Linked DNA regions of Homo sapiens: region 2 is linked to region 1. Evidence: read pairs that join two places in POLR2A ChIA-PET (ENCODE). Cell type or tissue: PC-9. All regions are shown on one strand. Each heading gives the region's core, and the rest is flanking DNA. Links, peaks and the distances in the headings are about the cores only. Region 1 overlaps LRBA (LPS responsive beige-like anchor protein). Region 2 holds the start of SNORD73A (small nucleolar RNA, C/D box 73A).

Region 1 (5,386 bases), core at 61-5,060:
ATTTCCTCATGAATAAAAAGAACAAAATTGTCACCGTGAAAATCAACAATGACAAATGACAATAGTCAATAAATGATAACTTTTATTTTGTTATGCTTACAATTAGAATGTCTCTTAAATTTTAAAACAACTGTCTATAAATTGTTATTCCAAGTTACTTAGAATAGCAAGATATACCATTGATTATTAAATATAAAATACTTGGAATTTTACATTTAAACTAATACTATTAAATACTTTGAATAGCATTTTGAGTAAAAATTATACTTGTGGCAAAAAGCACAGGTATACATTAGTTTATGTAACAGACATTCTTGCTAAATATGAAAAAATATGTCATTAACTACATTTTCCACTTCCATGTTATGTTTTCATAGGTGCTTTATCTCTTCATATGACCATGGCTCCTAATGGTTTGCTTCCATTTCTTGTGCCTTCTCTCCTCACCACCTTCTCTTCACTTAATAATCAAATCATTTAACAAAGTCTCGATATTTACAACTATATAGAAGGAAAATTATGCAAAAAAGGGTTTTTTTGTTTTGTTTTTTGCTTCACCTAAGAAGTCCAGTTAACATTAAAAAGTCATTTCATGTATTTTTACTTTTACTTAGGGAAGAAGTGTTTCCAGGAGAAGAACAGAGATTTCATGATTTTATTAACTGCATTAACAAATTACCACAGCTTTTTTGAATAAAGGCTGTACTTGAATGATGCTAGTTTAGAACGTTGTTATTCCAGTGTGTTTGTAAGAAAAGCAGCATCAACATCACCTGGGACTTGGTAGTCAATTTTAGGCCTTACCCTAGACCTCTATAACCCTTTTTTTTTTTGAGACAGAGTCCCGCTCAATTGCCCAGGCTGCAGTGCAGTGGTGTGATCTTGGCTCACTGCAATCTCCAACTTCCAGGTTCAAGCGATTCTGCTGCCTCAGCCTCCCAAGTAGCTGGGATTATAAGCGTGCACCACCACACCTGGTTAATTTTTGTATTTTTAGTAAAGACGGGGTTTCACCATGTTGGCCAGGCTGGTCTTGAACTCCTGACCTCAGGGGATCCACCCACTTTGGCCTCCCAAAGAGCTGGGATTACAGGTGTGAGCCACCACCCCAGCCTAGACCTATATAATCTAATCTGCATTTTAACAAGATCATCAAATTTATGAATCACCTTGTGTTTTTTAATCACCTTAAGTTTATGTATCTCCTTAAAATTTCAGAAGCACTACTTTAGAGCAAAAAGAGATAGGGGAGCACCTCTAATTCCAGCTACTAGGAAGGATAAGGAGGCGGGATCACTTGAGCCCAGGATTTTGACACCAGCCTTGGCAAGAAAGCAGAACCACCATTTCAGGGAGAAAAAAGAAAAAAAAAAAAAAAAAAGATAGGGGAGAGTGGAAACTCCTGACCAAAATCACCTTAGTAAATTTTTCAAAATACATCCTCCTTCTTGCCCATCCAACTTACCAACTACTACTATGTACATTAAAAAAAGTAACCATATGACAAATTAGCTAACATATATTTTCTCACCAACAGAAGACGGATAATTTTCAATGTCATCTCTGAATTACTGAAAAATTTTTTTTAGTAAATTCCCAACGGTTTTTAGCAGCTCACCTAGTCGGAGACACTGCCGCAAAATTCCTCCAGATGACATACTTTTTTCAGCTTCAATTTCAGTAAAGCCAAGAGAACTTGCAAATATAAGCACATCCACAAGGCTAATTAGCCTCTGCAAAAATGTCACAGAGGCTTCTATTGAAAGGCCTTGAGTAGGTTCAATATTTTCCAGTTCATGCTGTAAAGAATAAAGTTTGACATTTATATATATATATTCTGAAAAAAAAATTTTACCAGATATAGTCCTAAAATTTATAAATTGCATAAGTAGTCAGACTTTCAGAAACCTAGTAACACAGAGTGATTTATACTTATTATTTCATCTAAAAAGGGTGGGGGATGAGGAGGAGCAACAGAACCATACAGGTGAAACATCATGAACCACATTCTTCACTAGCTGACTCATACTTAGGGAATCAACATTCTTTTAAGTTCTTTCATTACTAGAACAGATTCTAAGGTCCTCTCAAGTAAAAGATCCTATTGTTTTTTATTTATAGCACCTACGATGCATAGTAACCACCACATTTAAGTTTTAGTCAATAAAGTTGCATAACACTCATGTTTTCACACCAATTTTCTATAGTAATTAAGTCCTTACTGTAGCCGATGTAGCAGCTGAAAGCAATGGCAGTATACCCCCACAAGCCATGACCATATTGTCCATCACTTGAGAGATGAGATGAATTGTGTTGTGTACAAAGATGACATTATCACTGCTATTCACGAAGTCCATAACTGTCTTTGTTGAATGGCTGTCCAAAGATAAATGATATTTACTGATAAAGCTAAAGAAAGGAAATCACAGTTTGCCTACTTGAGGGGAGGAAAGATAAGAAGGTGCTTTTGCTTCATCTTGAAAACTGAAGGAAGATGATGCAGCAGGCATTTGGAGGGTGTATACTTCTTCAGAAGAAACAGACCATTCCATATCAGTAGTTACTATCCATGCCCTCCTTCAGTGCTGAAACATAAATACTATTCATTTTACACTGGATATAAAAAGTTGAAGAAAATTATCCTTACTGGGAACAAAACTAAGAAATCATGTGACAAAAATTAGGAGGTAAATACTGGTAAATGTGCTATTAAAAATGAATTTTCTTCTGTAATGCCTATAAAATGCTTTTAAACATAACAAGAATCTTACACAAATAAAAAAAAATAAATTAGGTCACTTTAAAATCATAAATCATACAATGGGGGATAACTTGAAGTACACAGATTTTTTTTAATGCTAAAAATACATTGGAAATATTGATAATGTTATAACAATTTTTTTTTTTTTTTTGAGACAGAGTCTCGCTCTGTCGCCCAGGCCGGAGTGCAGTGGCGTGGTCTCAGCTCACTGCAAGCGCCACCTCCCGGGTTCACACCATTCTCCTACCTCAGCCTCCTGAGTAGCTGGGACTACAGACGCCCGCCACCACTCCCAGCTAATTTTTTTGTATTTTTAGTAGAGACAGGGTTTCACCGTGTTAGCCAGGATGGTCTCGACCTCCTGACCTTATGATCCGCCTGCATCGGCCTCCCAAAGTGCTGGGATTACAGGCTTGAGCAACTGCGCCCGGCCTATACCAATTATTTTTTAATACTTCTAGTAATAAACCAACTTGATAAACCTACCTTCTGGTGAATTCCGTGCCATAAAATTGCTACAGGAAATCTACTACAAATTTTTTTAAAAGAGAAACCTCTGCTTTTCACATTTTTGTAATCCAGATAAGGATTCCATTCTTATAATGGAGAATAAAAGTGAATTCAGTAAAACCCTACCATAGAATAATTTCTATTCTACTTTTTAACCAAATGTCTGAAATTAATTACAAACTGTTTCTATGGATTTCTTTGAAAATAAAGACTAGGTTTATACACATCTTCCATAATAAACATATAGACAAACCTTCTCCACATCTGTATATCTGTTTCTATTGAAAATAATAGATCAGTGAGCAAACGTTGATGCATCTGAGACCAGTTGAACTCAGGAATACGAAACACAGTAGATCTGGAATCCCTCCTTTGTCCATTAACTGCATCTGGTGCTATTCCTTGCCCTGGCTGCTCATGTTGCCTTGATATCTAATACAGAAATTTAAAAAGTAATAAAATAGGTTCAACTTCAGCAGGAGGCTTTAGCAAAGTAAATAATTTAGTAGCTTCTATGCAATTCATCTAACACGTTTTTAAGACACTATAAGAACCAAATTAGAGAAAGAAAAATTATCAATGAGTAATAACATTAACATTTTAGTACATGTAAGCAAAGCTATCAAAAGTGCAAAACTACCACAATTTAAAAGTAATTAACTTGGAACCATGTTAAGTATTACCACTATGTAGCATTTTATAAAAGAATCAAGTAACAGTTCTTAGTTTTTAGCCTTAGCCTAAAAGAAAGGCAGTATTTAGAATCTAAGTGGCATTTGGATTATGAAGTGGCTAGAATGAAGAATAAAAACAGAGATAACATAATGAAGAACCAACCAACAAAAACAAAAAAAAGGAGGGTGGGACAGAGGATAAGAATTGAATAAAGTGGAAAATGACAACATGCTACCAAGCACTGTCTCATGGGTCACTCTGAGATATGGACAGAGGAGAAGGCTGTGCCTCTAGATCTCACAAAGCCTCCTCTCTCTTATAGACTTCATAATACAATTTTAAATCACATGCTTAGTAACTAAAATTATACACTGGCAGGTAGGTAGCCCTAGAGTTTGTTGGAAAACTAATGTACTAGGATTGGGTTAGTCAAATAAAAGGTAAAATGCAAGTGTTTCCAATATTTGTTTTATAAACTAAAATTATACCAATCCTTCAAAGTGGTAACTTCTGGTGATACTATGGTAAAAATAGTAATAAAAACTGTCATTTAATGAACTCACATTAACTGCCAAACACTGTGCTAATGATCTGAAATACAATCTTCACATTCATTGCATTTATTTAGTTGTGAATAGCATGTGAACCAAATTCAAAATAAAATAAAATTTAAGTATATACACTTGCTCTTTTTTAACTCAGTGCAAAAGTACTTGAATAAGACAATATATAAAATCACCTCAAGCACATGTCGATGAGGTTGAGGTGCTTCCACGTTGGGACTGGCCTTCAACTCCAGCCTCTCAGTATCTGTAGCAACATTGGAAACATCCAACTTCGCAATCTTTTGCTCAGAAGAAGCCTCAGAGACACTACCATGACAATCATTAATTAATTTGGTTTCTCTAGTGAGGTTAGTTGCTTTCTTCCCTTCCTCCAGCATCTGACCAAGGTCTGATTCTACAGCTATTTGGGAAACAGTAGTTTCTGGTGACATAGCTGAAGACCCTGATGCTGTCATAGTCTGAATTCCAGAATCTTTAGAATCTTGAGTTTCAGTATCAGTTTGCTTTTCAGTAACAGGTTTTCCTTCTTGAAATATTAATTTGTCATCATTACCAAACATGTCCAGTTTTTCACCGGCTTCAGATGCAGCTGGAGACAAACTGTTATCTTGGAGCTCTGTGGGTAGATTAGCTTCCTCAGTAGGACTGCCTTCTACTTTCAGTTCCACATAATCATCATCTTCCTCTTCCTCTACTATAGATTTATCCAAGAATTCTGGCATCTCTGAGGCATCCTCTTCTGAAGGAGAACTTATAGAAGCAGTTACTTCACTGACAGTCATTGAATCTTTGCCAGTTGTTATAAAAGAATTAGAGGAAATAGCCACAGCTTCTATTATGTCAGAAGATACTTCTAAATCATCTGCATTCCTTG
Region 2 (5,386 bases), core at 323-5,322, 260 kb after region 1:
AAATTTACAAAATGCAAACAAGGTAAATCAGTTTTCATCACTACCCAAGATGTTTTTTGTTTTTTCAATTTAGGCAATAATATGACCACTAACTAGGGGTTTTTAATTATATTTTAGCTCTGAAATTGGGTATTTAATCATCAGCATGGCTTTAGTTTGGAACATAAAAGACGTCTTTCAAAGTGTGCATTTAGAGTTATAGCAGTCACCTATTTACAACACAGTTTTTTGAAAAATGACATAATCACTGTAGATGTGTTCATACCATAGAATACCATGGATCCTCTCAGACCTATTTTCCTCTGGTGTAGTTTTACACTTGAGGGGGTATGAGCTGTTTAAAGGGGTATATGTATATGCAATGGATGTGGGTTTGGATGCCGTCAAGATAGTGGTAGTGTTAATGGAGGGTAGAAAGGAGGAGGGAGGGCAGTTGAGAGGACCTGGTTATTTAATTGGGTAAGAATTTGGGGGTAACTTGGTAAGTTCAAGGAAGTTAATTCTGTAAACTTAAAGAGATGTTACTTATGTTAGGATACTTTATATTTAATAATGAGTGTTTGACAATCCAGCTTTTTAAAATTAGAACTTGAGGGATAAATGGATAACGTAAAACCTGTTAAATCTGACGGTATCTTTTTTCTCCAGACAATGATTGAAGCTCACGTTGATGTCAAGACTACCGATGGTTACTTGCTTCGTCTGTTCTGTGTTGGTTTTACTAAAAAACGCAACAATCAGATACGGAAGACCTCTTATGCTCAGCACCAACAGGTCCGCCAAATCCGGAAGAAGATGATGGAAATCATGACCCGAGAGGTGCAGACAAATGACTTGAAAGAAGTGGTCAATAAATTGTAAGTGTTTCTTTGCTTCCTCACACAACACAACCTTGAGTATTGGATTATTCCTGAGATGAGAGAACGCATATGAGACAAGGTAAAGGTCTGTTGAAATCCTGTCTGTGAATCCTTCTAGCTATATCTCTTTAAGTGAAAGAGTGTTAAGTACTCAGTAAATATGATTATTATTACTATTATTATTTGAGTCAGAGTCTTGCTCTGTTGCCCAGGCTCGAGTGCAGTATTGTGATCCTCCTTGGCTCACTGTAACCACTGCTTCCTGGGTTCAAGCAGTTCTTGAGCCTCAGCCTCCTGAGTATCTGGGAATACAGGGGACTGCCACCATACCCAGCTAATTTTTTTAAATTTTTAGTAGAGATGGGGTTTCATCATGTTGGCCAGGCTGGTCTTGAACTCCTGACTTCAGGTGATCTGCCAGTACTCTAAATGATAACAGTTTTTTCGTGTTTATTTATTTTGAATGAAGCTGTCTCACAGTAGATGGAGTTGAAGGACAGGAAATGTTTTTCCCCTACTTGGAAAATACACTGAATAAGTTGAGTGGGGTGGGATGTGCCTGGAGTCCCAGCTACTCAGGAGGCTGAGGTGGTAGGATTGTTTGAGCCCAGGAGTTTGAGGCCAGCCTGGGCAATATAGGGAGACCCTGTCCCAAAAAATAAAAAATATACGTATATATATATACACACACAAAGAAAAAATACACTGAATAGACAAAACCTTTCATGATTAATGATGCACGGGAATAAGTGATGAAAAAAGTTTCGGTCCCAGATGATGGCCAGTGATAACAACATTTTTCTGATGTTCCCATGCAATATACAGTTAGCTAAGAGGGTGTAATGGAAAAAGCATAAGGCTTGGACTCAGAAGACTCTACTAACTTTGCCACTAGCTAGCTATGTAATTCAGATCATCTATCCTTTACATGTGAAAGGTAAATAATGGCTTATCTTAACAGGAGGATTTATGCAGGTTAAATGAGGTAGGTGTTATGTGTAGGTTTATTCCAAGGCTTCTCTACTTTTAAAGGAAATGGCTTATATCTGAGAACTAGGACTTTTAGAAAAAAATTTACTGTTACTGGTTTGCAGGATTCCAGACAGCATTGGAAAAGACATAGAAAAGGCTTGCCAATCTATTTATCCTCTCCATGATGTCTTCGTTAGAAAAGTAAAAATGCTGAAGAAGCCCAAGTTTGAATGTAAGTGAGAAATCACATGATTCCTGTAGGGCCAAATACATTGTTTTTGGGTGGAGGAGGAGTGTGGGGCCATATCATGGCCTTCTTTTTCTTCCTGTCATGCTTGCATAGTAGTGATGACCATTATTTCAAGATATACTAACAGTTTTTTGGTTTTTTTTTTTTTTTTTTTTTTTGCCTTTTAGTGGGAAAGCTCATGGAGCTTCATGGTGAAGGCAGTAGTTCTGGAAAAGCCACTGGGGACGAGACAGGTGCTAAAGTTGAACGAGCTGATGGATATGAACCACCAGTCCAAGAATCTGTTTAAAGTTCAGACTTCAAATAGTGGCAAATAAAAAGTGCTATTTGTGATGGTTTGCTTCTGAACATTCTTTTTTTAAAAATAATCTGACAGCTTGGTGGATTAGACAGTAAATTTGACAGCTGGTAAACTTTTCTGACCCAGACAAATTGGATATAAACATACTACTATGCACCTTTACTGTGAAGCTGAAATGGGGCGGAGAAGCTGTTACCAAGTGGGCATTTAGTGCTATCCACCTATAGTCACTCATTCATTCAGTTTCTACCTCTTCTCAAGCCTTTTCAGTTTTCTCATTTCTTGCTTAGCTGATAACCTTGCTTCCTTTAATCACTAAAAAAGTTTAAAGCAGAGAAAAGAACCCCACAAATTTCTGTTACCTATATTCTGCCACCTATGCATGTGTTAATCATACTACCTTCTGTCATACCACTGGATGGATTGTGCTAAGACATAAGACAGCCTTTTTTTTTTTTGCCCAATCAGCCTCATGGCTTCAGCAATTCACACCTTTATCAATTCCTCGCTGTCCCTTGTATACTAGTATACAAATACTAGTATACCCTCCCAGAGCACCTTACTAAGTCCCTTTATAGCAAAGCTCAAAGGAATTTTTTATATATTGGTATCATTTAATTTTTTTTAATTTTTAAAACTTTTTTACATATAAAATATATTTTAAAGGTCAAGTGCGTAGCTCATGCCAGTAATCCCAGCACTTTGGGAGGCTGAGGTGGGTGGATTGCTTGAGGTCAGAAGTTCAAGACCAGCCTGGCCAACATGGTGAGACACCGTCTCACCTAAAAAAAATAAAATTAGCCAGGTGTGGTGGCGGGGTGCCTGTAATCCCAGCTTCTCGGGAGGCTGAGGCATGAAAATCACTTGAACCTGGGAGGTGGAGGTTGCAGTGAGCTGCACTCCAGTCTGGGCTACAAAATGAGACTGTTGAAAAAAAAATTACATTTGAGAGACATGATCTTACTCTGTCACCCAGGATGGAGTAGAATGGTGTGATCATAGCTCGCTGTAACCCTAAAGTCCTGGGCTCAAGCAGCCCTCCCTCTCAGGCCTCCTGAGTAGTTGGGACACAGGCCTGTGCCACACCACACCCAGCTTTTTTTATTTTAAAGACAGTCTCACTGTCACCCAGGCTGGAGTGTGTTAGTGCGATCTTGGGTCACTGCAACCTCCATCTCCCAGGTTCAAGCGATGCTTGTGTCTCAGCCTCCCCAGTAGCTAGGATTATAGGCACCCACCACCATGCTGGGCTAATTTTTGCATTTTTTAGTGGAGATGGGGGTTTCGCCATGTTGGCAAGGCTTGTCTTGAATTCCTGGCCTCAAGTGATCCTCCCGCCTTGGCCTCCCAAATTGCTGAGATTACAGGTGTGAGCCACTGCACCAGGCCTAATCTGCTAGTTTTTAAGTTCTTTGTAGGGTCTTGGCTGTTATGTCCAGACTGGTCTCAAATTCCTGGCCTCAAGGGATCTTCCTGCCTCAGCCTCCAAAGTGCTGGGAGTATAGGTGTGAGCCATGGTGCCCAGCCACATTTTTTAGTTTTTATTTTATTTTTCTTCAATTTGCTGCAGTTAGGCTTTCCTCCCAACACCACTCCAAGACATTTCATTGTCAAGATTAGCAGTGATTTTGTTGCTAAATTCAGTGGTCCATTCTTTTACTAGAGGTCTTTTACTTGACCTCTGTTAGTGACTTGCTTATCACTTTGTCCTGTTAGTGACTCTTGACAGTTGATTTCTTCCTGATTTTAACTGTCTTCCAGATCCTCGACTCAAGCTTTTCCTCCTACATCATTGGCTACTCCTTTACTAGTTCATTTTTTAGACTTTTAATCAGTTTTAGAAGGCCCTAGGGCTGGTCGGGTGCAGTGGCTCACGCCTGTAATCCCAGCACTTTGGGAGGCTGAGGCGGGCGGATCACGAGGTCAGGAGTTACAGACCAGGCTGGCCAACACAGTGAAACCCTGTCTCTACTAAAAAATACAAAAAGTTAGCCGGGTGTGGTGGTGTGCACCTGTAATCCCAGCTACTTGGGAGACTGAGGCAGGAGAATTGCGTGAACCTGGGAGGCAGAGGTTGTAGTGAGCTGAGATTGGGCCATTGCACTCCAGCTGAGGAGACAGTGTGAGACTCCGTCTCAAAAAAAAAAAAAAAGAAGGCCCTAGGGCTTGGTCGTTAGACATTTCTATACTCTCCCTAGGTTCTTGGTTTTAAATTAATGGAGATTTTTATATTTCTAGCCTATACCTTTCTTTGGGACATCCAGGTTTGTCTAAGTGCCTACTTGATATCCCCACTTGGATGTCAGACAGGCATTTAACATACAGTGTTCTAAAATGGTATTATCTCAATTGTACCCACCCTTTTGGTTGCTTAGGCCAAAATCCTCTGTGGTCATCCTTGACCATTCACAGTTGATTCAAACTATATATATCTGGAGTCTAATCAGTTATTACCATCTTCTGCTATTTGAAACAAGCCACCATTACTACTTGGATTGTTCCTGCCTACCTTGTCTATGTCCTATCTTGTGGAAGTCTTTTATTTTTTATAGGCAGGATCTCACTCTGTTGCCCAGAATGGAATGCAGTGAGACAATCAGCTCACTGCAGCTTTGCATTCCTGGGCTCAAGTGATCCTCCTGCCTTAGCCTCCTGAGTAGCTGGGGCTACAGGTGTGTGCCACCATGGCTGGCTAATTTTAAAATATTTCATGTGGAAATGGGGTCTTGCTATATTCCCAAGGCTCCAAGGCTGGTCTGGAACTCCTGGCCTCAAGTGATCCTCCCGATTACGGGTATGAGCCACTATACCAGGCCCTGAAAATCTGTTTTAGACGATTCATTCAAAGATCCCATGTGATCTTGCATCTGACTTGTCTCTTACTCCTATTCCCCTTGCTCTTCCCTGTGCTTGAAATATTCTCCTTTACATGGCCACAGTGTTTATTTCACCTCCTTGAAGTCTCTGCTGTTTGTTGTTTATTTTTAAGCAACCTGAATGAGG

Evidence for each region. Peaks named below come from ENCODE experiments on the same cell type or tissue, not always from the same donor. Only the 100,000 strongest peaks of a DNase experiment are listed, where the experiment ranks them.
Region 2: POLR2A ChIA-PET joins it to region 1 with 7 read pairs; 1 of 35 experiments calls an interaction of 5 or more read pairs at or near these places.

What each region holds. Positions count from the first base shown.
Region 1 is chr4:150,847,200-150,852,585 of GRCh38, forward strand. It overlaps LRBA (LPS responsive beige-like anchor protein), which reads right to left. Exons shown (of 57, transcript NM_001364905.1): 23 at 4,686-5,386; 24 at 3,525-3,703; 25 at 2,223-2,376; 26 at 1,619-1,799. Among named protein-coding and RNA genes, the nearest start is that of LRBA, 170 kb to the right of the region's middle. In PC-9, for the core only: no CTCF peak of the experiment used is centred there; a DNase peak (open chromatin) is centred at 2,062; H3K27ac peaks cover 696 bases.
Region 2 is chr4:151,102,223-151,107,608 of GRCh38, forward strand. It overlaps RPS3A (ribosomal protein S3A), which reads left to right. Exons shown (of 6, transcript NM_001006.5): 4 at 649-857; 5 at 1,955-2,064; 6 at 2,250-2,420. The coding sequence ends at 2,371. It overlaps SNORD73A (small nucleolar RNA, C/D box 73A), which reads left to right and starts at 1,605; the gene lies at 1,605-1,669. In PC-9, for the core only: no CTCF peak of the experiment used is centred there; no DNase peak of the experiment used is centred there; H3K4me3 peaks cover 125 bases; H3K27ac peaks cover 612 bases.